Linked DNA regions of Homo sapiens: region 2 is linked to region 1. A link is a loop called in an ENCODE intact Hi-C map of the cell type or tissue named here. Cell type or tissue: endothelial cell of umbilical vein. All regions are shown on one strand.

What was found. Hi-C counts contacts between places; a loop is a spot of excess contacts. Peaks named below come from ENCODE experiments on the same cell type or tissue, not always from the same donor. Only the 100,000 strongest peaks of a DNase experiment are listed, where the experiment ranks them.
Region 2: it touches region 1 in a loop (5-fold over the local background); 23 of 110 quality-filtered maps call a loop at or near these places.

The regions. Positions count from the first base shown.
Region 1 is chr2:158,896,527-158,904,526 of GRCh38, reverse strand. No RefSeq gene overlaps it. Among named protein-coding and RNA genes, the nearest start is that of TANC1, 68 kb to the left of the region's middle. In endothelial cell of umbilical vein, a CTCF peak has its summit at 3,100 (motif pointing left); a DNase peak (open chromatin) is centred at 3,066.
Region 2 is chr2:159,184,405-159,192,404 of GRCh38, reverse strand. TANC1 (tetratricopeptide repeat, ankyrin repeat and coiled-coil containing 1) reads right to left here. Exons shown (of 27, transcript NM_033394.3): 15 at 6,506-6,614; 16 at 5,381-5,503. It overlaps MIR6888 (microRNA 6888), which reads right to left and starts at 5,570; the gene lies at 5,504-5,570. RefSeq lists a cis regulatory region at 6,718 and an enhancer at 6,634-6,803. In endothelial cell of umbilical vein, a CTCF peak has its summit at 6,895 (motif pointing right); DNase peaks (open chromatin) are centred at 3,704 and 6,904; H3K27ac peaks cover 1,612 bases.

The DNA of each region.
Region 1 (8,000 bases):
CCAAAGTTTTCAGAAAAAATGATCACTTTTAGGTTGATATTTACTGTAAAAAATTTTATTTCAAAAGATCAATTTTTGCCAGTTCTATGAAACTAACAGGGACAAGGCTGAAGGCTGAAAGAAGCCTTAGAGTTAGTCATGAAAGCTCTGGATTAAAAACCATTTTTTAAATGGTCTCATTGAGAAATTTTTCAAATAAGAGTCACCCTTGAATGAATGAATGTATGCTGTATCAAATTATCCAGAGACAAAGAAGAGCAGCCATTCTAGCAGAACAAATGCAGCCTGCTTTGTCTGGGGGACAAATCATTCTTGCAGCCAGTTTGGAAATGTCACTTTTAAGTCAATGAGGGTTGTGTTCAAATAAGAGGGGGCTGCAAGACCCTATTATATTCACTGGGATGTGATGTTTTGCCTCTGAATGGTTTCTACAGTGCATGAAAATTCCTTTTTCTTTTAGATGAGGGGGGAGGACTTTTTAATGTCTTAAACTGTTTTCAGGTTTCACAAAGTGCTTCAGTTTTTACATTTAAAGGGCAGACATGATGATCACACTGGAACACCAGTCATCCAGCTACAGAAGTTCTGACTTATTGGACAAGTCTTTTGAACTCTTGACTTGGTGAAAACAGATGACTGGGAAAACAGATTCGTTGGCTCGCATGGTGGAACCTGTATTCTGGAAGTGATCCAGGGCTTACAGTAGTCCAACCAGCCATTTGCTCTGTCTTTTGGTGATATGACACACTGGGGCTCTGTCTATAATGGGATTTATTTGAGCAGCAATGGTGTCCAGTGGAATAGGAAGTTCTGAGGTCTGAGGCGAGATTGAAGAAAACTGATGGGGAAATCAATCCATCGCCAAGAATTGACTAGATTGGCTGGCAACTGTAGGATTTGTAGGTCAAGCAGAAGCAGCTTGGCCCTCTTGGCTCACTATGGCAAACTCTAAATTCCCCAGGGCTGTCAATAAGCTCATGAAATCAATTTGTTTTGTGGCCAGTATTAATTTTTTTATTACCAAAAGAGACTAAATGCTAAGCAACAGTTCAACACCATCGAACTCTTCTTGGCAGGTATAGCAAAACACATAAAATGATTGATGACGTTTTTATATCATTTTGAAGTAGGTATGATTTTTTAAAGGTAAGTTTTTTTTTTTGTTTTAGAGATAGAGTCTCATTCTGTTACCCAGGCTGGAGTGCAGTGGTGCTATCATGGCTCACTGCAGCCTCGACCTCCTGGGCTCAAGCAATCCTCCTGTCTCAGCCTCCCAAATAGCTGGGACTATAGGCATAAGCCACCATGTCCGGCTAAATTTATTTTATTTTATTTTGAGTACAGATGAGGTCTCACTACATTGCCCAGGCTAGGATAAGCTTCTTCATGGAGATAGGAGGATGTAAATCGGACCGTCAGTGCCAAACCATCCTTGCTCAACAACAAGTAAGGCCCTGGCAGCAGAGACCAGCTTAGGGAGAATACAGATGCTAGCTTTAATCTGTGGAAGTCTATCCAGAAATAAACAAGGGATGACACCTTGTACACAATCACAGAAGAAACTTGAAGTTTTTGAATGATCCAAAAGAAATATTCACTTTCAACAAGAAAGCGAGTTTTAAAGGGGCACCAATTGTTTGCATTGTCTTTAAAGGAAGATTAAATTCTCCACTTAACTGCATATCCAGTTTGGTTTTCAGGTAGAGGCAAAGCTTTAAAACTGTGGTGAGCAGTATGTGGCCAGGAGCCTTGCCAGCTTTGGGAAGAACCAGAAAATGCAATTCCATGTTGCCATTTCTCTCTCTCTCTCCTTTTTTTTTTTGAGACAAAGTCTTACTCTGTCACCCAGTCTGGAGTGCAGTGGTGCGATCTCAGCTCATAGAAACCTCCGCCTCCCAGATTCAAGCGATTCTCCTGCCTCAGCCTACCAAGTAGCTGGAATTATAGACACACGCCACCACACTCGGCTAATTTTTGTATTTTTAGTAGAGATAGGGTTTCGCTAAGTTGGCCAGGCTGGTCTCGAACTCCTGACCTCAAGTAATCCAACTGCCCTGGCCTCCCAAAGTGCTGGGATTACAGGCATGAGCCACCCCATAGGGCCGCTGTTTCTCAAATGTGCCTTAAGGTAAACAATCAATGACAAAATACCAGTGCCAAGTTTTTATTCCAAGTCTAACAATAATATCATTAGTAATTATAAAAAGAATATTAAAATAGTACTAACAAAAGCATATATTTTACCAAGTGTCAAGCATTGTGCTAATTGCTTATGTGCATTTACTCTTCAACCATGGGACTAATATTGCTAGCTCCACTTTACAGATGAGAAAACTGAGGCCAAGAAAAGTAAATCTGCCCAAATTTGGAGCATGCTCACTATGTGCTATGCAGTCACTGTTCTAATTGAATGATCATAGATACTGTTATTACCATTATTTTACAGATGCTGAAACAGAGGTTAAACACTTTCCCATGGTCACACGGCTGTTAAGAGTCGAGGTAACATTCAAACCTAGTCACTCCAGTCCTACACTCTGAGCACTTCATGTCTAAATTTGTCTAACCAGTTAAATATACACATTTCTCATGGAATTTGGTAACGGTATTTTTTTTTTTTTTTTGAGATGGAGTCTGGCTCTGTCGCCCAGGCTGGAGTGCAGTGGCACAATCTCTGCTCACTGCAAGCTCCGCCTCCCGGGTTCACGCCATTCTCCTGCTTCAGCCTCCCGAATAGCTGGAACTACAGGCGCCCGCCACCTCGCCCGGGTAATTTTTTTTGTATTTTTAGTAGAGACGGAGTTTCACCGTGTTAGCCAGGATGGTCTCGATTTCCTGACCTCGTGATCCAACCGCCTCGGCCTCCCAAAGTGCTGGGATTACAGGTGTGAGCCACCGCGCCTGGCCGGTAACGGTATTTTTATTTTGAGTTTTTATAAAGTGGGGCCTAAATTGTTTTGCCTACACTGGTCATTCTAACCAAATGGCTGTTTATCACTGCAGCACTTAGTCTCAGGAATGTGCTGCCGCCAACTGGATGCTTGGGCTTTTTTTCTGGTCTATACTACCCTCTAGTGGTTGATAGAAAAATTCGATGATAGGCTATTTAATGACAAAGAGAGAAATAGAATGCTGTCCACTAATGAGGACTCCTTTTAAGCATAAGGGTAAGACATGAACCTGCATGTAATAGTATTTGTACTTTTTGTATCTTTTGATTGAGAAAAATACATAAAGACTAAAAGATTCTATGAATTTAGTACCTCATTTATGTGAACGTGTATTTTTATTTTTATTAATCTCAATAGTATACACATACATAAGAAACAAGGTGATATATATCTTTGTGTGTGTATATATACATATGTGCTATATACATGTGTTATACAATATATGTGTTTTATACATATATATGTATGTATGTATGTATATAACATACACCTTATTTGTTTAGCTATAGACAATGCCTGGAGTGCATTGATGGATTTAGAAGCCCCCAAATTAGACTTCCCTCAAACTTCTTTGGCTAGATTTTCAACAAATACCCACTCCTAAACCATTACAGGCAAGGAGAAATTAACTCAAAATTTTAGATTAATTAGTATATTCTCCTGAATTGGGCATAGTCCCCTGGCCTGAGAGGTGGAGATGTGAAGATAATTGGGATTGTCTTTTTTTTTTTTGAGAGAGTCTCACTGTGTCACCCAGGCTGGAGTGCAGTGGCGCAATCTTGGCTCACTGCAACCTCTGCTTCCTGGGTTCAAGCGAGCTTTGTGCCTCAGCCTCCTGAGCAGCTGGGATTACAGGCTGGTGCTGTCCCCATCACGCCCAGCTAATTTTTGTATTTCAGTTTCACCATGTTGGCCAGGCCAGGCTGGTCTGAAACTTCTGACCTCAAGTGATCTGCCCACCTCGGCCTCCCAAAGTGCTGGGATTACAGGCACGAGCCACCGTGCCCGGCCGGGATGGTCTGGACAAGGAAGAAGTCCTGCTGCAGGGGTGGCTGCAGTCTTACCCGAGTCTCCCTCCTGGGCGACCTCAGGAGGTGGGGGACTGGGGGCAGGCCCATGGGAGCATCCTCCCTGTGCAGGCACTAAGGTGGGCATTACCTGAAGGAAACTGAAAAACAATAGTAAAACTAACTAAAAGGTGGCCTGTGCTTTATTATCACCATCAAACAGTGATTCTAAACAGCAATGATAAACTAATTCTCCCTGAACATTTTTCATTTAAGTTCTAAACAAGGACTTTGCTTTCTTTCCATTTTTAACTATGTATGCTTCCAATTAGCACGTTTTCATTATATATCCTTTCACAAACATTCTGTTCTACGTCATGGAAGTCAATTTGGAGAATTTCCAGTTACGCAGTTGGCCTATGACATATGCAGCTACAAGCATTTGTTTCAGGAGTAAGTTCATGATAAATTGTAACTATCAGACCTCAGATTGGGCACAGTTCTACCATGTATTTCTGAGTCTAAAGTGTACATTTGAAATGATCAGTGATAATACAGTGATAGTAAAGACAAAGAAACAGAGCTTGGGTAACTTTAATTCTGTCATTCTACGTGACTTCACAAACATATTAACAAACAGCCAGAATCAACCTAGAACAGTGTACAGTGAAATTGTTTACTGCAGATGGGTACATAGACTTCAAGAAGACCATTAACTCTGCAAAAACAAAATATAAGGAAATGGACATTTCAAAGAAAAATGTCAGGAGAAACAACAAAAGATGCAGGCCTTACATGGCCAGAAGAAATCAAAAAGACAATTTTGAATGCCTGAGTTATTTTCAGCAAGAACTGGACATTCATTCTAAAATAAAGGATCAAATACGATGAACATTTACTATCACTCAGCCACTTTCTCTGATTTTTGCAAAAGAATAACTTGAGAAGTTTTAACTAAATGCAGAAGAAATTTATCATGAATTTCCTGGTGAGGATACTTGAGGGAATTTTTTTTTCACTGCAGAGATGTTTGAAAACTGCTATAATTCATCCTCAAGAAATTACATGGACTGTATTACAATCTCAGATTGACTTTGACATGGAATTTTTATGAATCAATCTCACCTTGATGCTTAAGTTTTTTCTTAACTATTTGTGTTTCTTAACTATTTGTGTTTTTCTTAACTATTTGTGCTTTTCAAAATTAAAGTAATTAAAATATTATTTGTTTAATATGAATGAAGAAGTTTGATTTTCACAGTTCTTGACAAATTTGTAGAAGGCTTGAAAATAGAAACCATAATCCTATTCATTAGTGCAACAGACCAAATGTACGTATGTGTTTGCCTTCTTTTTTTTTATTTTTGAGACAGAGTCTTGCTTTGTTGCCCAGGCTGGAGGCAGTGGTGTAATCACTGCTCACTGAAGCCTTGACCTCCTGGGCTCAAGTGATCCTTTCACCTCAGCCTCCTGAGTAGCTGGGACTACAGAGGCATACCACCACACCCAGCTATTTTTTTTTTTTTTTAGAGATGGGGTCTCACTATGTTGCCCAGGTTGTTCTCCAACTCCTGGGCTCAAGTGATTCTTCCATCTCGACCTCCTAAAGTGATGGGATTACCTCTGTGAGCCACAATGCCTGGCTTGCCTTTTTTTTTTTTTTTTTTTTACATGATTGTGTTTTAAAGGTATCAATCCATTACATGTTTCCCTTTTTGTCCTGTATACTTTTTTATTAAAAAATTTAAAAATTGACTCGATTATATTGTTGGCTGCTGTGGAGGTTACGATCTTGATGAAATCTTAATAGCAGGGAAGCCAGAGGTGGGGATATTTATGAGGTTTCTGGGGTCTATGTTTAAGGTGGGTCTTTCAATGTCAGGCTTGACTGAGATGGGACAAAGTTCATAATAGTTTAGTATTGGTGAATACAGAGAGGATAGGCTTTTGAAATGAGTCTTCAAACAGTAAACAATCATTTGATAATTTCAGTTGAGCTTGCTATTGCTTTGAGAAGATGCTATTTACCTGTGTTATGTGCTGAATGTTTATGTCCCCCCAATTTCATATGTTAGAGTCCTAGTCCTCAATGTCATGGTACAGTTGACCCTTGAACAATGCAAGAGTTAGGTGCACTGATCCCCCACAAAGTAAAAAAAAAAACTGTGTGTAACTTTCGATTCCCCGAAAACTTAACTACTAGTAGCCTACTGTTAACCAGAAGCTTTACCAATAACATAGTCAATTAACACACACTTTGTGTGTTATGTGTACCATATCCTGTATTCTTAACAATAAAGTAACCTAGAGAAAATAAAATATTATTAAGAAAATCATAAGGGTCCAGGTGTAGTCGGTCATGCCTGTAATCCCAACACTTTGGGAGACTGAGATGGGAGGATCACTTGAGCTCAGGAGTCCAAGACCAGCCTGGGCAACATAGTGAGGCTTTGTCTCTATAAAACATTAAAAAGAAGAAGAAGAAGAAGAAAATCATAACGAAGACAAAAATATTTACCATTCATTAAATGGAAGTGGGGCCAGGTGCGGTGGCTCACACCTGTAATCCCAGCACTTTGGGAAGCTGAGGTGGGTGAATCACGAGGTCAGGAGTTGGAGGCCAGCCTGACCAATGTGGTGAAACCCCGTCTGTACTAAAAATACAAAAATTAGCCAGGTGTGGTGGCATGCACCTGTAATCCCAGCTACTCGGGAGGCTGAGGCAGGAGAATGGCTTGAACCCAGGAGGCAGAGATTGCAGTGAGCCGAGATGGCGCTAGTGCACTCCAGCCTGGGCGATAGAGTGAGACTGTGTTAATAAATAAATAAATAAATAAATAAATAAATAAATAAATGGAAGTGGTTCATCATAAAGGTCTTATTCTTGTGGTCTTCACATCAAGTAAACTCAGGAGATGGAAAAAGGGGGTGGTTGGTCTTGCTGTTTCAGGTAGAGGTGGAGGAAAATCTATGTATATATGGACCTGCCCAGTTCAAACCTATGTTGTTCAAGGGTCAAGTGTATCTGGAGGTGGGGCCCTTGGATGTAATTAGGTTTAGATGAGGTGATGTGGGTGGAGCCCCCATCATGGATAGTGTCCTTATCAGAAGAGTACTACACACCAGAGCTTTCTCTCCATGTACACGCACCGAAGAAAGGCCATGTGAAGACACAATGAGAAGGCAGCAGAGAACCAAATCTACTAGCACCTTGATCTTGAACTTCTCATCATCCAGAGCTGTGAGAAGAAGAAAATCTGTTGTTTAAGCCACCCAGTCTATGGTATTTTGTTATAGCAGCTGGAACAGACTAAGACATCCCGCGGAGAGCAAATTGATAGCCTATTTAGAGAAACTGCTATTTCAGGAAATTCAATTTATCTTCTTGATCAAGAATATTCTGGATGAGTAGTGATGTTAATGCAGACAGTAAGCTGTATGACTGTAGACAGTTTTAGTTCTCAATATAGACAAAGTTCAATAAAAGAAAATGATCACTGTCTGCATTTCTTTTTAGACTATCATTATTATTCACTTCATTTCATGATTCTTTCTTTTTTTTCTTTTTTTGAGACAGAGTTTTGCTCTTGTTGCCCAGGCTGGAATGCAATGGCGCGATCTCGGCTCAATGCAACTTCCACCTTCTGGATTCAAGTGATTCTCATGCCTCAGCTTCCCACATAGCTGGGATTACAGGCACCTTCCACCATGCCTGGCTAATTTTTATATTTTTAGTAGAGATGGGGTTTTGCCATGTTGGTCAGGCTGCTCTCAAACTCCTGACTTCAGGTGATCCACCCACCTCGGTCTCCCAAAGTGCTGGGATTACAGGCGTCAGCCACTGTGCCCGGCCCATTTCATGATTATTTCTAAAAATAATTTTGTTGTACAGAGGAGGGCTCTTAAAATCTATCTGATTGCCAATTATGCTAGGAAGGCCAGCTAGAAGAATCATATAAAAAGAGCCTATGGCAGTCTGGGCTGGGAGCAGCAGGCCCACGTGGCCCTGGCCTCATACCCTCAAAAGAAAATAAAGTTATAG
Region 2 (8,000 bases), 290 kb before region 1:
GGCTGAGGAGGGAGGACTGCTTGAGCCCAGGAGTTTGAGACCAACATGGGCAACATGGCAAGACCCCGTCTCTATAAAAAATGTTTTTAAAAAGAAAAAAATAGTCATGGTGTTAATAGTGAGATAAGGCCAAAAGTAAATACAAATACTTTATAGGGATGTGTTCCTAAAAGAAACAGAAAATATGGAAATGTCCACATGTGCCATGATTGTCCGCAGCATAATACTGCTAGAAAATAATGTGCTGCTTCCACTAATTACTATATCCCCCACTTAGTAATCTCCCTGGATCTAGGTATTGGGAAAAGCTTTTTATCTACAGGTTTTAAAATAAAATTACTGAACATACGCAAATTTTAGGTATAATAATATTTTTTTTTTCAGATCTTCAGATCATTAGATACAAATGATGCTCCTTTAACAGCTATTAAGATGCCCAGTGTGTTTCTTTCAATGGCTTACTTCAATGGTCCTGACCCACATCAATCACTGCCCCTGCCAAAGCCTGGCAGGTCCTCCACCTGCCCACTAAATGTGAAAACCACAGAGACTATCATTTATTGACTAGAGACACATGGGGATCATTAAAAGATACAGAGAGATGACAAGGCATAAAAACTTCATGGTATTTCAGTGATAGATGTCCACAAGAGTAGCTGACAAACAGAATATTTACAAACAAATGGGTCTGGAAAATTATACTACCAAGTAGTGAAACCATAACTCACAATGGCATAGTGACAGGTTAGAACCCCAGGTGTCAAATTTGAAGATGTCTTGGCTGCTGAAGCTTGAACCTCTGTGATACAGGCCTCCAGCTTCCTCTCTGATCTTCTCTGCAGAATCCTTCCCTCACTGCAGCCACCTTGGACCCAACACGTGCTGTGACAATGCCAAGCAGGGCCGGCCTCATGGTCTTTACCCCCTTTTAGTTCCCTGACTGGAATGCTCATTCCATAAATATAATCACTTCCTGCAGGGCTCTGCTCCAGTGCCAGGACATGGGGGAGAGGGTACCCTGTGCACCCAGGCCCTCTCTATCCCTCAGCATGCTCTGTTTTCCTGCTTAGTCCACTGCACCAGACACTGGTTCTACGATACAGAAGTTCACAGAGAAGAAAGGCAAACAGAGCCCCTCCATGGATGGGGATGACCCACACATCAGTTTCTTCACACTGCTGGGACTGCCATCTACATTTAAGGAAGAACAGGCCATGTGCAAGTGACAAGGAGCCAGCCAACCACCTGACCACCACCCCGCTGTCTACACCATCAGAGAGACCACTGTCTAGCCAGATCCAGGTGAACACCAACCCAGCCTCTAGGGTCTCGCTGTCAACTTGTACTTGTGGAGGAATGGATGAGAGATCAGAAAGGGTGTCCAGTCCTAACACTGCTGTTTCATGGGCAACTTCAGGCAAATGACTTAATTAATCCCCACCAAGCCTGCTCTACAGATCTATATAGGCTTGCTTTTTAAAAATGCCACCAGACTCTGATCTAATTCAAAAGCATTTTAAGACTGCATTATGCTACAACATTAATAAAGGTGTGGCTGGGCATGGTGGCTCACGCCTGTAATCCCAACACTTTGGGAGGCCGAGGTGGGTGGATCACCTGAGGTCAGGAGTTTGAGACCAGCCTGGCCAATATGGTGAAACTGAGTCTCTACTAAAAATACAAAAATTAGCTGGTTGCGGTGGCACACGCCTGTAATCCCGGCTACTCGGGAGGCTGAGGCAGGAGAATCACTTGAACCCAGGAGGCGGAGGTTGCAGTGAGCCAAGATCACGCCATTGCACTCCAGCCTGGGCAACAAGAGCAAAACTCCATCTCAAAATAATAATAATAAATAAAAATAAAAATAAAATAATAAAAGTGTTTTAAAAATCCCTTTGAGTAACAGCGTGGACAGAATCAGATTATGCTGAAGAAATAGGATTTTATTAAGGCCAATGAAACCAGTCCTCAGCAAGAGGAGTAGAGAAGATACACATCTGGAAATACACGCAATGCCACCAAGGGGCACACCAGACTCTGCTAGCCACAGGATGGGCAGGATCATTTGTAAATTCCCTGGATAATTTTGCCAGCCAGTTACATTCTGTCCTCCCCCATCAACCCCATACCTTCTTGAGATCCATGGGCCTAAAAAATGAAGGATTAAGTGGTGTGAGTTCTCAGCCAGCCCCCAAACTAACCTACTGTGTGATTTTCAGAAAATTCCTCAACCTCTCTGTGCTTTAGGTGCCACCTAAGAAAACAGCAGCATGCCATCCCATTCTATCTAACAGGTACTCTTTTGCTAATAATGGTGGAAGGTATACTTGGAGTACCATGATGAATCCCTTACAAGAGTTTACCTGGAAGGCATGTGCTCAGGGCAGAGGTTTCCTAAAGATGTCATCAATTCACACTTCCTCTGCTTCTGGGAATAACATTTTCCTTTGTCGGTGTAATGCTGTACGTATTTTTACCACTTAACCCTCCATCACCTTCCCCTAAACTATGGTTCTTAACCTTGATGCACACTGAAACCACCTGGGAGCTTGAAAGTTTCCAATACCCTGGCCCCACTCTTGGAGATTCTGACTTAACTGGGGCTGGGGCTGTGGTGCCCAGAGCTCCCAGGTGATTTTAGCTGGCAGCCAGGGCTGTAAACACATCAAGTGATAAAGGCACCTGCAGAGCAAGGGCTTGCTGAGTGTCAGGCGCCCTTCCAGCTGTGTGATTTTGGAAAGTATCAACTGCCCTAAACCTCAGTTTTCTCATCTAAAAAAATGAGGATAAAAGTTTCACTTCACTTGGTGGTTGTAAAGATTAAAAATCAATGTGTAAAAAAAAAAGTGTATGTATATATATGTGCATTAAGCATTTAGCACAGCACTCAGCATCTGTACATGTTAAATAAACATTAATCGATGTTATAATCAACCTTTCATGGAGTCTTCAGAAACGACAAGAACTCAGGTCCCTGACCTCTGGAAGGCACAGGAGGGAGCTCTGCCCTCCTGTCCACATCACCCTGCATGCCCAGCCTGGGCTGTTCACCAGCACAGAGCAGCAGGGACACCTCATGCCGAGATGAGGGCAGAGGTAAGTCACCTGCAACCATCACATCCTCAAGGTCGGCAGCTCCTGTTAACAAGCACCAACTGGCACATCCAAAACTTCCCAGGTGCCTACAGCAGAGCCACTGTTTCCAGAGATGAGGCAAAGCACTAACAACAATTCATGTAAACATAATAAATGCCAAGTATGTTCCCAGTACCTTTAACATCTCAGTAAGGTTTCTCATCACTTGAGAGACAGCCTCTTTTGTGTCTCCACTTTATAGGTGAGAAAGCCAAGGCTCAGAGGGAGTAAGGCCGAGCTGAGCGCTAAGCACAAAGCTAATGATGGTCACAGAGCAGCCAGGTGGCAGAGCAGCAGTCTTGGCTGAGACGGCACTGTGCTGAAGGAACCTGTTTAAATGATTCATCCTATAGATTTTCCCCCAACGATATGGAAATTTTCCGACCATGATCACAGAAGCCCTCCTTGGACAACACTCAGAAGTGGTGGTATCTCTCAACTTCTGGATTTAATGAAAACAGGAAAACAGGAAGGGAGCTGGGGATATGCGAGGCAATACGATCATGAGGACCAGAAGAGGCTTGGCCAGGGTGGCCATAGGGCAGCATCAGCATTCCCACTAAGTACACTGGAAGCTCACACAAGCACAATTGTTTTAAAATGTGTCCTTCCTGACTATGATGTAGGATATGACTGGATCTCCCGGCCAAGGGAAGTTGGGCCAAAGGCCACACCTAGCTCCTGTTCTCCTCTCCTTTCTGTTGTCAGCTGAGAAAAGAACTGCAACCTAAATCCTCCTGAGGCCACAGCTTGCGGCTGGCCACCAGTCCTATGAGATGGTACAACAAAACCACTGGCTGGATGGGACTCCAGTGGGCCAGCGGGGCCCAGGCTGGCCCCATCCTGGCCTGGCCACAGGAGACAACATGGTTAGAGACTGCTGGCATGCCACTGCAACTAAAATCCATCTACCAAGTAATCATCCCAGAGCAAGTCACTTTAATTTACCAAAGTGGCAAACTGCAATTATTGTTCAAAATGACATTCATTCCTGTATGACAACATTTAATACACTCTAAAAAAAGTTCCTTAATTGCATGCATAATTTAAAATTACTGTAATTTGTTCAAGATCCTGTGAAAACCGTTTTCCCCCCTTGAAAGATAAAAGAAACAGAAGGATAATGAAAAGACTTAAGATTCTATAACCACATTATAGAAATAATTTCGGAGATGGTGTAGATGTAGGTGACACTGGAGTTTTACAAAACAAAGTAAAAATGATTAACTCTTAAAATCGCACATACGTTAAAGAGCAAAGTTTATAATCTCAGGAGGGCCATGCTCATTACACTATTATGCAGTACCTTTAAATTTACTGTCTTAAAAACTTGTACTCAACAGATGTTTCCCATTTACTTATTTCCATATTAAAATAAATTCTATGCCCAGAAATTCATTAACATATGAAAACATATTGCCATTTTTATTCTCATCTTTCTTATGATTATAGAATTTTATTAGTTATGGAGAAGCCGAGAGATACACTCTTAGCTGAAATGAAAGATGAAACAATGTGAGTGATTCGGGGGGAAGACCTGGCTCCCTAAACTGACCCAGGGCTTCCACAGGCAGCCGGGTACATCAGGGCCTGAAGCTGAAAGGCCTGGACACTGTCTCTGTGGCCTTAACAGGCTGCTTGGCCTCTGTGTGCTTCAGATTCCCAGGCTACATGAAATCAGGAAGAAAAATCTACCTTAAAAAGCTGAGTGGAACATCATGACATGAAAGCCACTGACCAAGAAGTGAAGAAGCTCTTGGCTCCACAGAAGGCCATGCTGATACCCTTTCCATAGGCAGAAATATGGATACATGAAACCTCGATGTTTGTTTTTCTGTGTACTTATCTCTATGCATCACCCATCCATGCTTAATTTCCCATGAACTCTGAAGAGATGGTCCAGATTAGTAACGCAGGACACTTAAAAAATCCGTTTTCCCTAGAAATCTCTCTGATCTTTGATTTCTTTTGTAAATTGCTTCCTTATCACATCTGCTGTGAAACAGTCACCACATGTGCTCAGAGCAGCCCTGACCACCCACATCTTCCTGCCAAAGAAAAGCTAAACTTCTGGAAGAACGAGTAATACAGCACCCAAGCCCGTGTGATCAGGGAAGCACATCTTTAGAAGCTCCTCTGCGTCCTCTCACCACCACCCAGGGCAGAGGGAAACAGGGCTGTTGGAGGAACGGCCAGCAGCCGGCCAGGGCTGGGTCTCCGGCTCTCTGTGCAGAAGGTTGCTCACCTTCACGTTGGGAGTATAGAGATTCCTGAGAGAGGCCAGGGCGGCGGACAGCCCCTCGGTGCTGTAGCCGATCCACAGGGCTTGGAGATGGCTTGAAGAAATTCCCGTCTTCTTACTGAGGCCCTGGAAACAATCGAGACAGATCTTGGAAACAATCAGAGACAGATCTGCCTGAGCATCTCCTTCCCACCTGCAGGGTCACTCTGAAAGTGGGTCTGCCGCAGAGGGTGCAGATACCTGCAGAAGGCACGGGGTCACACACAAAGAATGCCTGGACATGCGAGCTTTCACTACCTGAAACCAAGGGTCAAGGAACCAGCCTGCCTTCACTAGGTTAACTTTGTGCCTTGGGAGAGAGATGGCAGATGAGAGTTTCTCTTTGAGTCAGAGTCTTGCTGTGTCGCCCAGGCTGGAAGTGCAGTGGTGCAATCTCAACTCACTTCAACCTCCACCTCCCAGGCTCAAGTGATTCTCATCCCTCAGCCTCTCAAGTACCTGGGATTACAGATACATGCCACCACTCCCAGCTAATTTTTGTATTTTTAGTAGAGACAAGGTTTTACCATGTTGGAAGTAAATTAGAGGAAGAATAAATGACAGAATTAGAATATCACCATCTGAGCCCTGCAAGGTGGAGCGTGCCTATAGTCCCAGTTACTTGGGAGGCTGAGGCGGGAGGATGGCTTGAGTCCAGTAAGCTATGATCCCACCACTGCTCTCCAGCCTGGGCAAACACAGTCAGAAAGTCCAGGTGGTACAAAATCACACAGGTCAAGAAACTCAGGTTCTCGAACAAATCAATAATAAGGAAACAAAAAGTAATGAACAAAGTGGAACCTTTAGATAAAAAGAAACTTATCAGAGATTTAAAGGTGGAAAGAAGTAAAACTTAAGCACAGCACTCTGATATACACTTGAGCAATCAACTATAGCAAAATGCAAGGAAATGCCCAGGCTGAGTCAGAACAGCGGTTACTTTTGGAGAGGGGAGGCAGGAGGAGGTTGCATTTGGGCTGAGGTGCATGGAGCGTTTCTTGGATGGCTGACAGAGCTGTCTAAAATCTCCAAAGCAAAACCTCAAAATGACAACAAAGAAACCCTTCCCCAAGTTGGTGTGCATCTCACCTTGAAAATGTGCGCCTTCAGGATGTGGTGGCCAAGCTCCATGGTCTGCTGGCGGTTCAACTTGCCCTCCTGACGCGAGAACATGAATGCCAAGAGCGCGTGCCCGTTCCTAGGGGAAGGAATACAAAGGCTCACAGCAGAAGAGCCCATTCCACCACACCGCAGACCCACCCTCAATTCACCACCCATTGCCTTAGTCACTGATTTATGCCCGTGACAAAGATGTAAACTCCGGGAGGCTAAGGGTCTCATCTGAGTCATAATGCCTAGCAAAGTGCTGAGCACTTGGTGAACACTCAAATGTGTTTCTGGAATGCATGCATGAATAGACACAGAGCACAGAACCATCCCTGGGCCTAGCCTTCAGGTCCCCTCAGGATCACCACCACTAGGGGTAGACAAAGGACAAGGTCTCACGTGGGAAGGAGAGAAAAGCCAGGCCGTGCTAGGTGACAGCTCATGATCAAGAAAGCAGAGAATTCTAGGCTTGGATGGCACACAAGTCCTTGTGGTGAGAAGAAGGCTAAGGCATCTAAGTGGGTTTGCTGTGGCTGGCACATGGTGGACATCCAGCCAACAGCACCCATTTCCCTTTTGTGAAGGTACCATCCTGCCTATTTTCCTGCCCATTTCCCTTTTGTGAAAGGGCCATCCTGCCCATTTGCCCTCCATGTCCATAGGACTCACTCTGTCTTCCTGTGGATCCCATGCCTTTGAGCCAATTAGTTTCTAAATGACACACAGAGTTGCTTATTCCAATAGGAGTGACTTCTATGCAATGTAAATTACTTTCATTTCTATCATCCTGTCAACTTTGAGCTGTTTGGTTGGGGAAAAGCAGGTAGTTGTGGAGGGAGGAAAAGATAAACATTATATATGTTTTAAAACGCATCCTCCTAGTAGTTGCTAATCTAGATGATTAAAAGCATGCATTATTTAAACTGCATTTGTCTTTCCAGGTGCATGCCTGCTTCTCAAATAGGTTATAAACCGTGTTAGAGATGAGGAAATCAAGGCAGATGGAGGCCAAGGAATCAGTTTTTATACTACAGGGGAGGGCATGACGTTTAAGGCCACACTGCCCACTGAGTCTCGTCCATTGTCTTGTAATGGCCTGAAGTTTTCCCACGAGCACATGCCCTGTCATTCCCTGAACACCTTCCATGTCCCAGATCTTGAGCCTGGGATTCCCCTCCTCCCTTATTCCCATGGAAACCGCTGTCAGCATCTCTCTAGTGCTCTAGGCCCCCAAGGCCTCCCCAGGTCCTACCCATGGGCTGATCCCAGGATTCATTCTGGCCCAGTTCATGTCAGTTGGGAGCCACTCTCCCAACCACAGGCTAAGTCCTCCTAAGTCTCCCAGTTGGCTGAGCTCTGTGGCCAGGCCAACCGTGTCCATCACAAAGACACACTAACTATCACTTTACAGGGTGATGACCACACACCCCTTGGTGGCCGGGCCTAAAGTTTCCAGTGCTCCCAGCTGAGCACAGGG